2 separate regions of the Mus musculus genome follow, and region 2 is linked to region 1. Evidence: chromatin loops called from intact Hi-C (ENCODE). Cell type or tissue: heart. All regions are shown on one strand. Links, peaks and the distances in the headings refer to the core of each region. The heading gives the core; the rest is flanking DNA. Region 1 has its middle 20 kb from the start of Gm40914. Region 2 overlaps Gm40915 (a long non-coding RNA gene).

What was found. Hi-C counts contacts between places; a loop is a spot of excess contacts. Peaks named below come from ENCODE experiments on the same cell type or tissue, not always from the same donor. Only the 100,000 strongest peaks of a DNase experiment are listed, where the experiment ranks them.
Region 2: a loop joins it to region 1, with 2.2 times the contacts of the local background. A loop is called at or near these places in 2 of 42 quality-filtered maps.

What each region holds. Positions count from the first base shown.
Region 1 is chr13:37,463,211-37,471,539 of GRCm38, forward strand. No RefSeq gene overlaps it. Among named protein-coding and RNA genes, the nearest start is that of Gm40914, 20 kb to the right of the region's middle. In heart, for the core only: a CTCF peak has its summit at 4,681 (motif pointing right); DNase peaks (open chromatin) are centred at 4,761 and 5,263; H3K4me3 peaks cover 716 bases; H3K27ac peaks cover 832 bases; H3K27me3 peaks cover 825 bases.
Region 2 is chr13:37,617,902-37,626,230 of GRCm38, forward strand. Gm40915 (a long non-coding RNA gene) reads right to left here. Exons shown (of 4, transcript XR_873251.2): 3 at 4,948-5,117. Among named protein-coding and RNA genes, the nearest start is that of Gm40915, 5.5 kb to the right of the region's middle. In heart, for the core only: CTCF peaks have their summits at 2,711 and 4,050 (motif pointing left); a DNase peak (open chromatin) is centred at 2,120; H3K27ac peaks cover 1,661 bases.

The DNA of each region.
Region 1 (8,329 bases), core at 320-8,319:
ATGATCTTTACACTCACCCCTCTTTCTACAGATGATACAATTTCATTCTTTATGCTGAATAGAGATTCATTGCATATATATACATATATATATAGTATATATATATATATATATATATATATATATATATATATATAATACATATATTCCACATTTCCTTTAACCAGTACTAGGCTAATTCTATAACTTGGCTATTGGGAATTGTGCCCTGAGAAAGATGGGTGTACAAGAGTCTACTTCATGGGATGGTTTGTTCCCTCTAGGTCATACCCAGGAGCAGTGTAACCAACCCATTTGGTAGTTCTTGTTTTCATTTTTAAGATTTATACTAACTCCCATAGTCACTAGGCTAACTTATATTTCTACAACCAAGAAGACCAATTCTTAGCCAGAAACAACATGAGATACCTATTCTGTCTTCATTTCCTTGTTGCACCCCATAATATTCACAGGCAGAATAGGACTGTAAAAATCATTCCCCATCAGCAAAATGAAATATATGTGGTCATTTGGTTTTTAAACTAGAGAATGACCTGGAATTAGCACTGCTGTCAAGACCAGAGGTTTTCAGTCTCAGCACTGTGAACGTCTGGGATAGGATTTCCTTTACTCAGGTCATCTTGTACATCTGGGATCCCAGAGAAATAAATATGACTGCAATGGAGTCCTGAAGCATGACTCTCCAAATATATACTCACCTTTCCATGCAAAGGCCAAGGGGAGTATGAGGAGAATTTGAAAGTGTACTCAAAAAAACAAAATCTAAATGGACTGTAAAGTGAACAACTTTAGGAAGAGATGAGGGTGGGATAGTGCTAAGTCCTCAGAAAGTGGGAGAAACACAAGACTGACTGTCGTGCTTACTGCTTACAAAGCTTGAACCAGTTGTATCTCATTTAGCTTGTCTGTTTAGAGGATGAAAATATTACAGGAGCTAGGCAGGGGTGCTCCGTGTTCCTTTTCAAAGAAGCCTAGCACTATAGTTTGAAGACTTTGTAAGAGTCTTGCTTTGGCAAGGTGATCAGCAAGCAGGGTAGAAGGCTCTAGCTCCACTTAAAGAAATCCAGACTCTCAGATTTGGTCTGTTGATGGAGTTAGGAGCTATATGGGAATCAGGTATTTTAGGTAACATAGTTTGCACTTGAGAGGGGGGTGTTGGACATTTTGAGGCAAGCAAGAACAATTAGATGACCAATGACAACCATAAAAGGGTAAATACACAAGGTGGGAAGCAAGAGACACCAAATGCTCTTCAGGGACACAGAGAATACTGACAGTCCAGTGGGAAAGCCTTTTCTTCAGAAGTTCAACAAGTTGAACTAAGCAGAAAGCTGTGTTACATAGCATGGGGTTCTCATAAGCAAGAAGAAGCTCCAGATATAGGCTTCCCATGATCAATGACCAAATTCTTCACCATAGATATGGCTCGTGCATCCCTAGGGAGGATGCTGAGAAATCAAAAGCAGTAACTAACAATGGGCTGTGTTGCCTTGAGTACCCACGGGCAGAGCTAGTTGTCTCTTCTTGCACACTAGTGTGGACATAAGACAAAGGGTCCCTTTGACAAGGGCACAAGAGCGATGGACTAAATGGGCCTTTTCCACTTTCATGTCTCGAGGTTAATGTTCTTTTTGTTTACAACATCTCCAAGTATCTCTTACTTCAGGAGGTTCTGGTAGGAACAGGCTGCCCCGGTTTGATATCCTGTACTTAGCTATGTCTGACAAGGCATTCTTTTGTACTGTGCTGATTTGGACCACTCTATGATGGAAGCTTCATGCTGTTAAGAAGGTACTCTGTGAAAACAGACACTATATTATATTTTTATATAATATGTCTACTTTTGAATCACAAGCCATTAGCAAAATCAATGATGGCCATGGTTTGAACATCTCCTCCATCATGCCTGTGGAAATCAACTACCATGGTAACAATATTAAGAACTGAGGCCTTTCAGAGGTGTTTGAGTGCTGGCAGTTCTAAGTCATGCGTAGGTTAACGCTGCTATCAAGAGAATGGGTTACTTATCTCAGAAACAGGCTCCTGCAAACAAAGGATGTGTTTGGCTACTTTTCTCTTCTGCTGTGTTATGATGTAGCAAGAAGGTGCTCAAGGAAAAACAAAACAAAACAAAACAACCTACCTAAAGGTTAAGAGTGAAAATCAAATCTTTGCTATTTTGCCATGGGAAGATGTTCAGGCAGGAGGAAGTGAGTTCCCTGTGGAATCTGCTATCATCAGGCACAGATGGGGGAGCAGTTCGTGGCCTTGGAGAACGCAGGTCAAGGTTCTGGTTCCTTCTAAGTCATAAGAGGGGTGGGGGGAGCTCCTTGGATTGTGATCAAAAAGGCAACTAGATCCAAAGACAAGAGCACCCCAGATGGTAGTCATTTAGACTTTTGTATCTGAGGATGCTGCTACACAGGTACCGTGTTTTTGCTATGTGAGAAAGCCATCAGTCACCTGGACAAGACAGCCCTCTTTCTGTGTTTAGCTCATTTGCAGGACAGACAGTTGAATGAGTCATTAAATAAACACGGAATGATAAGTGTAGGATCTGTTTCTAGGCTTGTCAGAGGTAAATAAGGGTAACTATTTGGGAGTCTTGTGGGTGTCACATGGCATGCACACCATTTGAGAGTGTACCCGTTTGCCGGGGCTGCATAACAAATACCACAGAGAGGGCAACCTAAAACAGCAGACAGCTATGTCCTCACAGCGCTTGTCTAAGGCCAAGTCATGGACTGGCTTGCTTCCAAGGCTTGTAGCTGATCTCCCTGTGTGTGTCAGAGTCCTAATGTCCTCCTATAAAGGTAGGTTGGATGAATGCCTACTCAAATGACCATTTTAACTCAATTTCACATTCAAATGGTCTGTCTTAATACGCAGCCATTCTACGTTATAGAAGTGGAGGATCAAACCTTGTGCATATACATTTTGGGGCTATAACTTAGCCCACAACAGAGGCTCTTATCTAAACATGCAGGGGAAAGTGGATCTCTGCATGGTGTCATTCCTAGGAACACAGAAGGTGGGAGCTTTCCCACAAGACTGGAGGATAGCCCTTGCCCCAGGAGTAAAGAGATGTTCACACTCTTAGGGAGTGGTCCCTTGTGTGTTTTTCTCCCCTGAAGCCTCCCACTGGCCCTCTGGAAGGGCAGAAAGGAAAGAGATTGCTATCAGAACCAGAGGGGCTAAAGAGAATTACTGAGAAAGGGAGTAAAGAAAATATATATGGGGAGCAGGGGGTAGCCGAGGGGCTGTAATCTGTAGTTGACAGTGAGAGAGACAATGAGACCCAGATATAGCTGAAGGCTCAACCTGAGGAGAGAAAGGAGTCTAGGCAGGGAACTAGAGAGGTGAGTAAAGAGATGACTCCCCCTCACTCGAAAGTCTCTGCCAGGTTGATTTGTGGCAACAGTTCGCCCTTCACCACCCTGGGAACTCTTCCGTGTATATATATTTGTTGCCAAGCAAGAAGTCAGAGGTCTGGGTTATATGTCCCTGTCATCAGCCGAGGAGAGCCAGGGACAGGGCTCCATCTGTAGCATCCAGGTTCTTCTTGCACACTTCTACCTGGTACAGTAGGGGCCCTTGACTTTGCACAGAGAATTTCAGCCTGAGCCGGTACGAAGCAGAGTTGGAGTTTATTCAGAAGAAAAATATTAACACAGATTTCAGCACAGGGGCTGAAGAAAGAGGGTCATCTGGGGACAGATGGGACACACCCAGGAATGGGTGGGGGCTTCTTAAGGGACAGTGTTGCTTAAATGTCCAGCAATAGCAGTCTATAGTATTTGGGTAGCTTTTGGAATTACGTTGCTCAGAGGGATTTCTTTATCTCCGTATAGATCATGAGATTACAGAGGGGCTCTGCAGGTGCCTGGGACAGGGCTGCAATCCATTAAGGCAAGGCATGGGACTAAGGTTGTACAAGAAAGCAAAGGCATATCTTTTAGGTAAATGAAGGGACTGGGACGATCCTTGGGAGAGTCCTGGAAAACTGCAAGCTTGTAACTGAGAAAGGACTAGTGAATATATACTGGAATATAAGTGAATATACTGGAGGTCATATATGCATTGCCCTTAAACATGATGTTCCGACATTTTAACGGTCTTCTTTGAAATATATATAAAGTACATAAAGGTAACACTGTCTCTGTGTAGGCGGCCCCCCCACCCCACCCCAACAGTAAATGTCAATCCTGTTGGGATCCTTGGCTTTAGGCTGTTGAGAGACATTCCCATACCATTCAGTTCCCTGTCGTCTTCTCTCCTTTCTCCTCTCTGCGTTCACTCAAGGAAAGCCTAGAGGCGAGTGGGCAGGGAGCTTCTCCCAGTGCCCATCAAGATCTCTCCGCCACAGGCACACTGGCAGAGACTCTGTCCCGGTGCTTTGCCATCAGTCTTCTTGGTCCCACAGTGCCGCTTTACGCACCTGTGACTCTTGGGCCCTCAATAAAAACGGAGTAAGAGTAACCCAGATGGAACGTCATATCTCAGGGTTATTGATAGGAAATTAGATACTGATAGCTTAGAGGGTAGATATCTGCCCAGCCCTAGTGTTTTAAAGGTTTATTATAACTATATATATAAAAAAAAAGATTATAAACTTGCCAGTTTAAATAGATCTAAGTCCTTTGCATCGGATGGTATTTTCCACTTAACTCTCCTCTGGGGGGCGCTGGAGTCTAGTTAACCCCAGGAAAGCTGGCAAGTATCTGGCATCTGGCCTCTTCTGGTTTCGTGACAAAGGTGTACCCGTTGAAAGAGCAAGGCAAACAGGCCGCTTTGCCAATGGGGTGGAGATAAGGAAGGGGCAGGCCCCTCTGAGTCTTTACGTGCACGCAGTGGGCAAAAGTGGGGAGGCCTTCCTGGGAGCCAACAGAGTTCCACAGGGAGAATCTGCTGGGAACTGGAGCCCCTGCCTCATATGGCCTGACCCCCTACCTCCCACCCTCTTTTCGGGGCTGCTCTCTTGGCCTGAATTAAACTCTCGGTGTGGAAATCTGTTAGGGAACAAGATAAATGCCAAGAAGGCAAGAGAGGAGAAACACAGGGTAAAATGACAGGGAGGATTCTGCAGCCTCCCAGCGCTCCCAACTTGGGGCTCAAGCACACATCGCCACCCTCCCCTGCAGCCCACACCAGCAGGCTGGGGTGAAGACCTGAGGAAGAAGATAGGCCAAACAGAGGCTGGAAGCTGCCCTGGAAGAGAGAGGCCAGGCCCAGAGTCTTGAGAATGTTTTCTTTTCGGGGAGATGCTTCGAGGCGTGCAAAAGTGAACAGTGACAGCTTGCAGGAGCCCGGGCAGTCAGGGCTCAGCAGACAACCCTCTGAAGGGGGCGTGGGGTGGGGATGCTGGCTGGCTGTGGCAGCATCGGGCGGGTCACTGCACAAAATGGTTTTTATAGCTCTATTTGGCTTCACAGTCCTCAAACATAGACAAGCTGGAGGGCGGGTGGTTTTAAGATCCACTTGTGTGCCATTAAAGCACCCAGATGGGAATTCTAAGGGTTTCTGTACTCCCAGCTTCTTAAGCAACAATAGGAAAAAGCCCAGAAAAACAAACACAGTCGGAACATCAGGTTTTCTTTGTTTCCACTTAAAAAAAAAAAAAAAAAAAAAAAAAAAAAACCAAACACCCTCCCCAGGCACGTGCACCTTCCACCAAAATGTGGCATTGACTTTTAAAATACAAACAAAAGGCAGCAGAAACTGTGGGTGGAAAAGAAAAAAAAAGAGCTGTGCTATCCTGGGATGTTCCAGCTCCACTTCTACTGTGGAAGCCAGAACAGAGATCTTCCATACGGACTGCAGAAGCATGGAAAAATCCGAGCCACCATGTTCTGTAGATGTCTCATGAAGCATTCGCAGACAGCATCTCAGGTCATCCACGTTCACTTTTAGATCAGCTAAAGGGTATGCCAGATTAGCAAACACAACTGCAAAATTCGGGGTCCCAGAGACAAGAGGAACCCTTCCCCGCTATGAATTATGACCCTTGCTTGCAGAGTCTACAACTGTCCTGATGTCTGATTGCAGCCAAAGGCCAGACTACCCAGGAGCATGCAGTGACATGCAGGTTCAGGAGCTGCCTGTATGGGAAGGTGTCAGCAAACAACCTCGCATCTGGGTCCTACTTCATGGCTCTACAGAGCCAAGCCTCGAAGATGCTGAGCAAGGGGAGTAACAGATGTTCTCTCTCTCTCTCTCTCTCTCTCTCTCTCTCTCACACACACACACACACACACACACACACACACACACATGCACACACATACACACAAAAGATCCATAACACTGAAACATTTGACAATATTCAGCAGCCATGTCCTGAAGTCTGGAGAAGCCAGCTTCCTTTGGTGATGAACAGCAGTGTGGAAGTGTAAGCTGAATAAGCCCTTTCCTCTCTAACTTGCTTCTTGGTCATGATGCTTTGTGCAGGAATAGAAACCCTGACTAAGACAGTGTGAACCAGTGTTTCTATTTGCTTCACTGTCCCATCACCTAGTTTTGGGCATCCCCTAGACAATCACCTAGTTTGGGGGCAGATGCTCTTGGCTGACCCTTGGCCTTTCAGATAGATCCTCGGATTCTGGGTGTCGTCTTCTTTGGAGGTATATGGTTTAAAGTGAGAGGAGGAGAGGAAACCGTTTTTTAAAAAGCCACTCTTAGTCAGTGAGGAAAGAAGCTACCTGCACCACAGACAGTTTAATCCAGAGTTGGCGGTGGACAGAAGACCCTTGCACTTGTCTCTGGGAAGCTGCCGGGCCACTATCAAAGGTTCTGTTGCTGGAGCTTAGTCATGGCCTCATATCTAGCACCCCGTGGAACCACAGCTAGAGGACACATGGTGAAGATCTGTTCAGCTGTGTATAACTCTACACAGGGCTTCTCTTCTCCCCTAGACAATCCTTTAGTGCTTGGTTTATGACCCCCTCATCTTTCCCATTGTCAGGGGCTGAGACCGTTGTCCAGAAATCCAAAGAGCTGACCCATAGCCCATCAAGTAAGAAAAATCTCAGCCTCGTACTGACAGTGTGACAAAATGACGATCTGTGGAGAGAAAACAGGAAAACTGCACTCGTGGGTCAGTTGGGAATTCCCAGCAGTTTCTCCACTCCTGAGACATATGTACCTTGGGACTGTTAACCTATGATTACACAGATGGGGCTGGGGTATGAGCCAGTGTGAAAGCTATCCAGCTTGCCAGATGGGGCTGGGGTGTGAGCCAGTGTGAAAGCTATCCAGCTTGCCGTCTAATTGAAATGTTCAACAGTTTCTGCTTCCTTTCCAGCTCTGATCTTAACACACACAAATGACAAGATGGATTGAGCCTGGTTCCTTATCCCCAACTGGGGTAGCAAGCAGGGAAGCACATGACGATGTGCAAAGATGAGCCGTTGGTCTCCCAGTAAAACATGAACTGATTGAACCACTGCCTGCGGTTTGCTGATCAACAGGCCCATTCACGGGAGTAAAGTCTGCCCCTGAATGAGCCGAAGGACTGGAGATAAGCAGGAACATAAAAGGGGCGCTTTCCTTGACAGCCCAGAGGGCACAGACTTAGAAAGTCCCAGGGAAGCAGAAAGAACCTTTTCAGAGTGCAACCCAAACCCCAATTCGTGGGATTTGGCTAGGGGAAGGCTTCCAAGGAGACAGCCCAGACAATCTCCATGCAGAATCAATCTATCAACAAACAAATGCAGGAAGCAGAATGGGACCCAGAGAGGAGACAAGAGGAAAAGGGAGATACCAGCAAGACCAAGGGTTAGTCCAGAGCACCTGCCCAAAGCTAGGTGATTGAACAACGAAGCAAGAGGAAACTCTGGTTCACACCTCCAGCTATCTTCTGGTATTCATTCATTCCATGGGGCCATCACTCATTTCCCTGCTACTTTCTACAGAAGTTTCTTTGTTTGTTTGTTTGTTCCTTTGTTTGTTTGTTTTTTAAGACAGGGTTTCTCTGTATAGCCCTGGTTGTCCTGGAATTCACTTTGTAGACCAGGCTGGCCTTGAACTCAGAAATCCTCCTGCCTCTGCCTCCCAAGTGCTGGGATTAAAGGTGTGTGCCACCACTGCCCAGCTCTACAGAAGTTTCTAATTCCACAACAACTTGGGGGGGGGATACTCTTTAAGGGGACACAGGAGAAAAACAACACCATTGATTCTTGTCAACTTAAGATATCGCTTCCTCTTATTGCAAGGTATTTTCCATTGACAGAGAAGAATAACATTTATTAGGACATTTAGAAGACTATTGGGGGGGGTCCTCTCCTAAATGGGCAAGAAACACATTCTTATAACAAGATGCTCCCTTCCGACA
Region 2 (8,329 bases), core at 219-8,218, 150 kb after region 1:
AAAATACCAGAGCCAGGCATGTGAGGTGGGCGCTGCAAAGCCTTTGCATCTCTGGATGAGTGATGTGAAACTGGAAAATAGAAATCCCGGGTCTTCACGGAGCCGAAAGTGGCATATGGCCACTGGGATGAAATATAAGATACATTTTTTAAAAGTTACCATTATTTTCATGTAAACACACTACAATAAAGTAAAATTTTAAAATGATGCAGAATAAAATATTAAATAATAGCATAGAAGTCGTGGAAATTGAAATTGTCCAGTTGGCAGCCAAATGCTCAGTAGGTTCTAAATAAATAAAAATAATTTTCTTGGAATAGAAAAAAAAATAAGGCTCAAATGTATGTAAAATTTTAAAGTGAACAATAATATAATGAATTTTAAAATAGAGAGGGGAAAGTGAAATTCAAAAGTGAGTGAGTGGGGTGCTTGATACAGCTTAGTGGGTAGAAAGGCTTTGCAGGCAAGCCTGAGAACACGAGTTCGATTCCCGGTCCGGGTGCCCACATAGTAGAAGGTGAGAACTGGTCCCTACAGGTTGCCCTCTGTCCTTCTCACATGCACGAGTCATATACACACATGCAATGAATGAATAAATGTGATTTTAAAAGATTAAAAATGAGCAAATAAAAATAAAATGCACATGGGCCTAGGCCGATGGTTCGGACGGTAAACCGTTTCCTCCTAAGCATGAAGACCCAGATTTGATCCCCAGCACCCACATCAAATCAAAGCTGAGCATGGGGCCTGAAGAAAGGGCTCTGAGGTTAGAGAGCCTGCTGCTCTTCCAGAGGACCTGAGTTCAGTTCCCAAAACCCACGCCAGAGGCCTCACTACCGCCTGTAACTCCGGCTTCAGTGGATCCAAGGCTGCCTTCTGGCATCTGTGGACACTATGAGAGACACAAGAGAGACACTCGAAAGTAAAAAAAAGAAACCTTAAAAATAAAAATAAAACGGGTATTACTCTATGCACCTGTGATTCCAGTGCATTGCACAAGGAGAGGGGTGTAGCCTGCAGCTCACTGGCCGGCCATTCTGATCAGTAGAGTCAGGGAGACCCTGGATCCAGGGAAGAGCTTATATCTAAACACAAGGGAAGCAGCCAGGCATACTGGTTTACGCCTGTAACCCCAGCACTTGGGAAGCACCTGCAGGCAGATCTCTGAATTCTAGACCAGCCTGCTTCATACAGCAAGTTCCAAGCCAGCCAAAGCTCCATAGCAAGACCCCGTGTTAAAACACAAAAACAAATAAACACAACAACAACAAAACCTAAAACAAAAACAAAAAAATCAAGGTAAGCAACTCTTGAGGTGTAGGTGTGACAGGACACCTGGGGTTGTCCTCTGACTTTCACGTGTGCAATCACACAAATGCACAATTCAAGGGAGCTGAACTATAGATGCAGTCAGCCTAGGTACCTGCTGATGGATGAATGGATAGAGAGTGTCACACACACACAACATACACTCACTCATGCACACTCACATATACATACAACATACATTCGCTCATTCACATACTCACACAACACATACACACACAACACACACACACACGCACGTGCACACACACACACACACATACACACACACACAAATACTGCTTTTTTTAAAGACAGCTTCCTCTGTGGCCTAGGCTGGCTTCAAATGCCTCCTCCTCTTCCTCCTCCTCCTCTTCCTCCTCCTCTTCTTCCCCCTCTTCCTCTTCCTCTTCCTCCTCTTCCTCTTCCTCCTCCTCCTCTTCCTCCTCCTCCTCCTTCTTCTCCTCCTCCTCCTTCTCTTCCTCCCTGTCCCCTGATGCCAGGATTTCAGGTTAGGATCACCATGTTTGGCCTAAAACTTTAAGTTTTGTTTTGTTTTGTTTTGTTTTGTTTTGTTTTGTTTTGTTTTGTTTTGTTTTTTTCTTTCATCGGCCCTCTAGTGTGCAGCTGCCCTAGCAGGAAGAAGGGTGGCAGGAAGGGGTGGCTCTGTGACAGCCTGGCCTCCGAAAGTGGCGGCTTCTCAGTGGTTTTAAAGGTCACTTGCTGACCTGACCGTTGCTGAGACTGAGGAAACACACACAGGAAGTGTTATGCAAGTGAGCAGAGAGACTCACAGGCTCCTGCCAGGAGGTCTGAGCCGATGCTTCGTGCTTTGTGCCACCCTGTACAGGTTCCCACCTCAGGAGCCCTCCAGTACCACAGCTGTGGCCACAGCCTGGCCGGATGACAGACAGTCCTGTGTGTGTCCCCCCCCACACTGAGCTGACAGCTGAGGACTGGACAGGATGGCACCAGTCTCCACCAGCTAGGGACTTTTCAGAGCAGGTATCATGAGAGCTACTAGAGGACTTGTGACTTTTGTCCCACAGTCAAACTTCAGGATTGCACAAACCACCAGCCTGGAGTGACCTTGCCTTGTGGGGAAGCAAGAGGAGCCCAGGCTCCCACGCAGACAGTAAGTCCACAAGGGTACAGAGTACCAGCGCTCTGAGAGCTTAAAATACACCCACAGGAGGAGTGAGGCCGGCTGGCTGCTCACCTTGGATCTGCACAGCACAGAACAAAGGGAGCCCTGCCTTCGTGACAGACAAATCCAACCCCAAAGTCCCTTTTCACACACATAGCCCTCATTGGCCAATGGCTCTTTGGCCTTCCCCTCTTCTTCCTCTTCCTCCTCCTCTTCCCCCTCCTTTTCCTCCAGGCTGACAAGCAGACAGACCCAAGGTCACCCCATGTCTATACTAGCCTGACAGCCAGATGGCCTCCTTCATCACCCAGCCTTCTCTGCAGGCTACATCCCAGATAGGCTGGGAGCTGACCCAGCATCTTAGAAAATTCGAAAATTTACCCTTTCCTCTCCCTACCCCCACCCCGCCGCCAGCAAACCCAGGTCACTCCAGTTCTAATCTCCTACTCGCTTCTGCTGAGTCTGCACTGGTTTGGGACTAGATGGACCAAGCCCTGAGCTCTTTCTGCAATATTCCACATTTGACCACAGTAGGTCACCATGTGCTATAGAGGTGGCAGGGCCTAGCCTGGTTTCTATATCATTAAAAAGAGTTGCAGATGCCTTCCACTGGCTTTTGGTAACTCATCCAAAATCAGGAAACAGGAAGAAAACTGAGCTCCTGGAACTGTGGCCCCTCCCTCTCTTCCACCTGGATTATATGTTTCCTGTTCGTACATAGAAACTTCCAGAATGGTCAACATGGTGATGGGTGAGCCGGGCGTGGTGGCGCACGCCTTTAATCCCAGCACTTGGGAGGCAGAGGCAGGCGGATTTCTGAGTTCCAGGCCAGCCTGGTCTACAAAGTTAGTTCCAGGACAGCCAGGGCTATACAGAGAAACCCTGTCTCGAAAAACCAAAAAAAAACCAAAAAACAAAAAAAGATGGTGATGGGTGATGGGAACCGGTTTGACCATCAGCAAAGCTGGAGTGGTATTGGATGGGACGGTTTCAAAGTCACCAGGCTGACCTCAGAGCATCAAAGTGTGATCTTTTGACAGTGCAGGCTGATACTTTGCAGATAGTGCACGGTGGGCACGCTTTGTGAAAGTACTCTAGCCAGCATACTCCTGCTAAGTCAGCCAGGACACTACATGAGAAAGACGTAGCCCAAGGCCAGCACGCAGCTGCTGTGTGAGGACAGGAGTGACAGGGTACCATTCTGGGCATCTAAATATAATAGGCAATAAGCTTGAGTCACTCAGACTTAGACTTTATGAGCCAGCCATGCTTTGATGGCATACCAGGTCACAAACAGTTCTCTTCCTTGGGCTACACAGGCCCATCCTCTTGTTAGGTCCTCTCACACTCCCTCTTCCATCACATAAAACAGGATGATAAACCTGAACCATGATGACTAGAGATAGCAGATAGCAGCTACCTGAAGGAGACCCTGGACCAGGGCAGATATAACTATGGTGGCCTCAAGCCAAAAAATCACTCACAGAGCCAGACAGAGCCAGCTCTCCTCACTGTCACATGAAGAGAGAGAGACAGGCTCAAGACTTCTTTTTCTACTTGAAGCCTGGTTAGGCTTAGAGTTTAGCATAGCCACAGTGTCCTCTTGAGGCAGTGCACACTAGAGAAAGATTATTATCCCCTGGACAGGACAACATTCAAGGTGTAGGAATGATCAGACATTCACAGATATACACACACCACAGAGACAGAGAGATAGATACATATACACACAGACACACACACCACACTGATAGACACACATACACCACACATGCACACACAGATAGATACACACATAAAAATACACGCAGACATACACAGATAACCACACATAGAGATACAGACATTCACAGACACACACAGAGAGAGATAATCACACACACATACATAGATAGATACACAGACACTACAGAGAGACACACAGAAATCAACACATATAGAGAGATGCACACACATAGACACACAGAGATATACACACAGAGATGCACACAGAGAAATATACACACAGAAACACACACACAGAGAGAGAGAGAGAGACAGAGAGACCAGTTTCTAGCATCTACTTTCTAATTAAATGTAACAAACCACCAGCTAATTCATGCCATCAACTAACACGGACAATGTGGGTGGAGCCGCCCTGGGGTGTTAAAGCCTTGGACTTCAAGGCTCTTCGTGGTTGGCAGCCTCTCCACTCCTAGGACAGCTACAGGTCCTTAACAAAATGTCATGTCTGGGTCATCTACCCGGTCATATTGACTCACCAGTCAAACACTTCCTTTCTATTGTGTGGGACTCAGACATACTAGGGTTGAATGTAGTCCTTCAAGCATCATAGACTGGAAAGTTAACCTCCAGTTTCACACGCTCATGGTGCAGAGGTGGGGACTCCAGGAGGCTGTTAGGGCAGGTGGGAGTAGGAATCCTAGGATGGTATGTGTGGCTCTTAAGGAAGAGGAAGAGAGACCCAGACTAGCACATTTGTTAGTCTGTCTTACCATGTGCTGACTTCTGTCAGGTGACTGGAGAGATGGCTCCGTGGTTAGAAGTATTTGTGGCTCTTCTAGGGAACCCTAGCTCTGTTCCCAGTATTGATGCCAGGTGACTCAGAGTGCTTGTAACACCAGCTCTAGGGAATCTCACTCCTTTTCTTGGGTTCCAAGGGTACCTGAACACATACACATACAAATACACACTTACATAAACACATAAAAACTAGTAACAAAAAGAAAACTTTTAAAGTACTTTTATTTGTTTTAAACATTGTTACTCTTTTATTTATTTTGAAACAAAAAGTTGCAAAACACACACACACACACACACACACACACACACACACAAATTAGCCAAACCCAAAGTCTAAACAACTTAACCAACTTCTGCACAGCTAGAGTATATTTATATATTTTTAATAGTTTACTTAGCGTTATTTTATGTTCATTGGTGTGAGGGTGGAACTGAAGTTACAGACCATTGTGAGCTGCCATGTGAGTGCTGAGAATTGAACTCGGGTCCTTTGGAAAAAGAGACACTGAGCCGTCTTTCTAGCCCCATATTTTTATATTCTGAAGCTAAATAAACAAAGGTGTAAAAGGATGCCCACCCAGGGCCTGGCACGGGCTAAATATTGCAGATCTAATCTCTTACCTGCAATTCTGAATCCAGATATCCCCTGAACGCTGAAACTCTCTCTTTTTGGCTGTATTAATTGTGGTGACATTGCTGTGACAATAACTGACTGAAACTTGGTAGGGAAGATGGACTTGGGCTCAGAGTTTCAGCCCATCATGGCAGAATAGCTCACTGCAGCGAGAACACACCATGGAGTCTTTTCAGATCATAGCAGACCCCAAAGCAGACAGACCTGAGCGAGGAGCGAGAAGCGACTCCAAATGCCTGCTCCTGGATGTAAGAGAGGGCACATAAACATATCTGTGTAGGGGCTGCCTTAGGAAGAAGCATTGGAGTCGCTGTTGCCTGCAGAAGGAGAGAAGGGACTGCGATGGACGCAGAAGGAAACTGAGGCTGCCTGGCACACTTCTCATGTACAGTGGAATGCTCCCACCACATGTTAAACACATTGTAAGATTATCAAGTAAAGGGTTAATAAATGTTTAACTCCCATCACGATGGGAGGAGCTGAGCCTGGTGGCACAGGCCTTGATCCCAACACTTGAAAGGTGGAGGCAAGAGGGTTAGGAGTTCAGGGTCAGCCTCGGCTATGAGTTGAAGGCTAGCCTGGGCCAACTGACCTTGTGAAAAGAGAGGAGTGGAGGAGGGGATGGAGACAGGGAGACAAAGAGGGACAGAGAGACAGAGAGCAGAAAAAGAAAGGGAGAAAGGGAGGAAAGTGGTGAGCGACAGAAGGAAGAAAGGAAGATTCACCGTATTTGTGTCAAGAGTCCCTGAAAATTCAAATCTCTGTACCATTAACGGGAATCTAAATGGTGCAGACCCTGTGCAAAACAGTACGGAGTGTCTTCCAAAAGTTCAACAGAGAGAGATGGCTCAGCAGGGAAGAGCTGCTGCTCTTGAAGGAGACCAAAGTTCAATTCCTGGCACCTACTTAGTGGCTCGCAACTGTCTCTAACTCCAGTTCCAAGCAATCCCACCCCATCTCATGACTACTGAGAGCATGACACACATGTGGCACATAGATACGTATGCAGTCAAAACATCCACATACATAAAACATCAAAAGTGAATGAAATAAAAAAAAAGAAGCGCATAACCCATTAATTCCACTTTTGGGTATATGTCCAAAGTGATGTGTTTATAAAGAGATAAGGGAGGGGGGTATGTTCTATGGGGCTGTGGTGAGTGGTGGAGGGGAGGGAAGGAATGCCTCAGCATGGGTCCAGCCACACGATGAAGACAACTACAGTATCATACAGAATAGAGTTTATTCAGGGCATGGGAAGAGGAGTCAAGAGGAAGAGAAAGGCAGAGAGAGGGAGAGAATAGAGAAGTAGAGGAGTAGAGGCCAGCCATGATCACATGAAGAGAGGAGGGGAGAAGGGAAGGCATTAGCAAGAGAGCAAGAGAGCAAGGAGGGGGCAAGCAGCCCCTTTTATAATGAGTCAGGCACACCTGGCTGTTGCTAGGTAACTGTGGGGCAGAGCTTAGACACAATGCTCACACAAAGGAATTAAAAGCAGGGATACAAAGGGATACAACCTGTCCATGGTCAAAGAAGTAGGCAAAAGCAAATGGCTCCAGGGCAGAGGCTTTTTAGGTTTGCAGGACAGTGGGCAAGGTCGAGTGAATGGTCAGTGGATCTGAGCTGCTGTCAGTGAGGACTGGTAAGCTCTGGGAACAGATGCAGAGCCCAAGAGTCCCAGAATCCAATCCTGATGCTGGTACCAGGAGTGCTGACCAAGTGGACCATGAGCCCAGATTGTCACAAGTGCCAGCCTCCTCGATGACTCGTAAGTAGTCATAATGAGGTGTTTGAGCTAGACCCCTTGTGTCCCTCATGAGGATCCCACACAATGAATAAGAGGCAAATCTTCACCCTCGGGTTTTACCATTTGGACTTTTTTTGTTTTGTTTTGTTTTTTCCTTCACTTTTTTCCCCATTAAAGTCAAAAGAAGTGCTTTTCTTGCCTTTCTTGCTCAGCTAATTTAGACTGATTTTGTGGTTCCCACAGTTTATTTGAGGTTCCCTCCTTTCCAATAAAATGTGGCCCAAGATGATCTTCCAGCGCCAAGAGCACCTGCCCAACAGGGAGGCGGAGCCTCAAGTATCTGTAAAGTTCCAATCCGACAACAAAACCTGTTCACTGCTCACGCACACCCCAGGGCTCCTGTGGGCTTTGGCTTCCTCCTGTGTACCCACAGACCAGTTAAAAAGACAAGCCCAGCCTTGCTCAGGGAAGGGATGGATCACAGGGTCAGTGGCCAACACATTAGAAGAACCAAAGACCCAGTGGGAGTGGGATAGCCCAGCAGAGGTAGAGTTTCCGACGCTTGCCCTCAGGCCAGGAAAAGGAACTTCATTCGTCCCCAGATTCAAAGCAGTCCGTTCAACCACAGAGGAGCAAGGAAGAGATACCTGGCTTCCCTCTTGCCTCGGCTCCTCTGTTCACCCATCCTCACTGGCTCTAAACCAGCCAAAAGTCGGAGGCAATGAACACTGGGAACACATTTTGCAATAGGCAAATATCAGCTACCCAGAGTCCCTCAGGTATGTAGACAAAGAGGCCCAAAGTCCGATGTGTGCAAGTGCAGTGGTGGCCCTGTAACTGTCCTGGCTAGAAATGAAGATATTCTAAAAAGATATTCCAACCCTGTCTCTCAATTTCAGTATCAGCTACTGGAACAACGGGCCTACTGATGTGGGAATTACCCCAGGTTTCTCACGATAGGCAAAATAAAGGG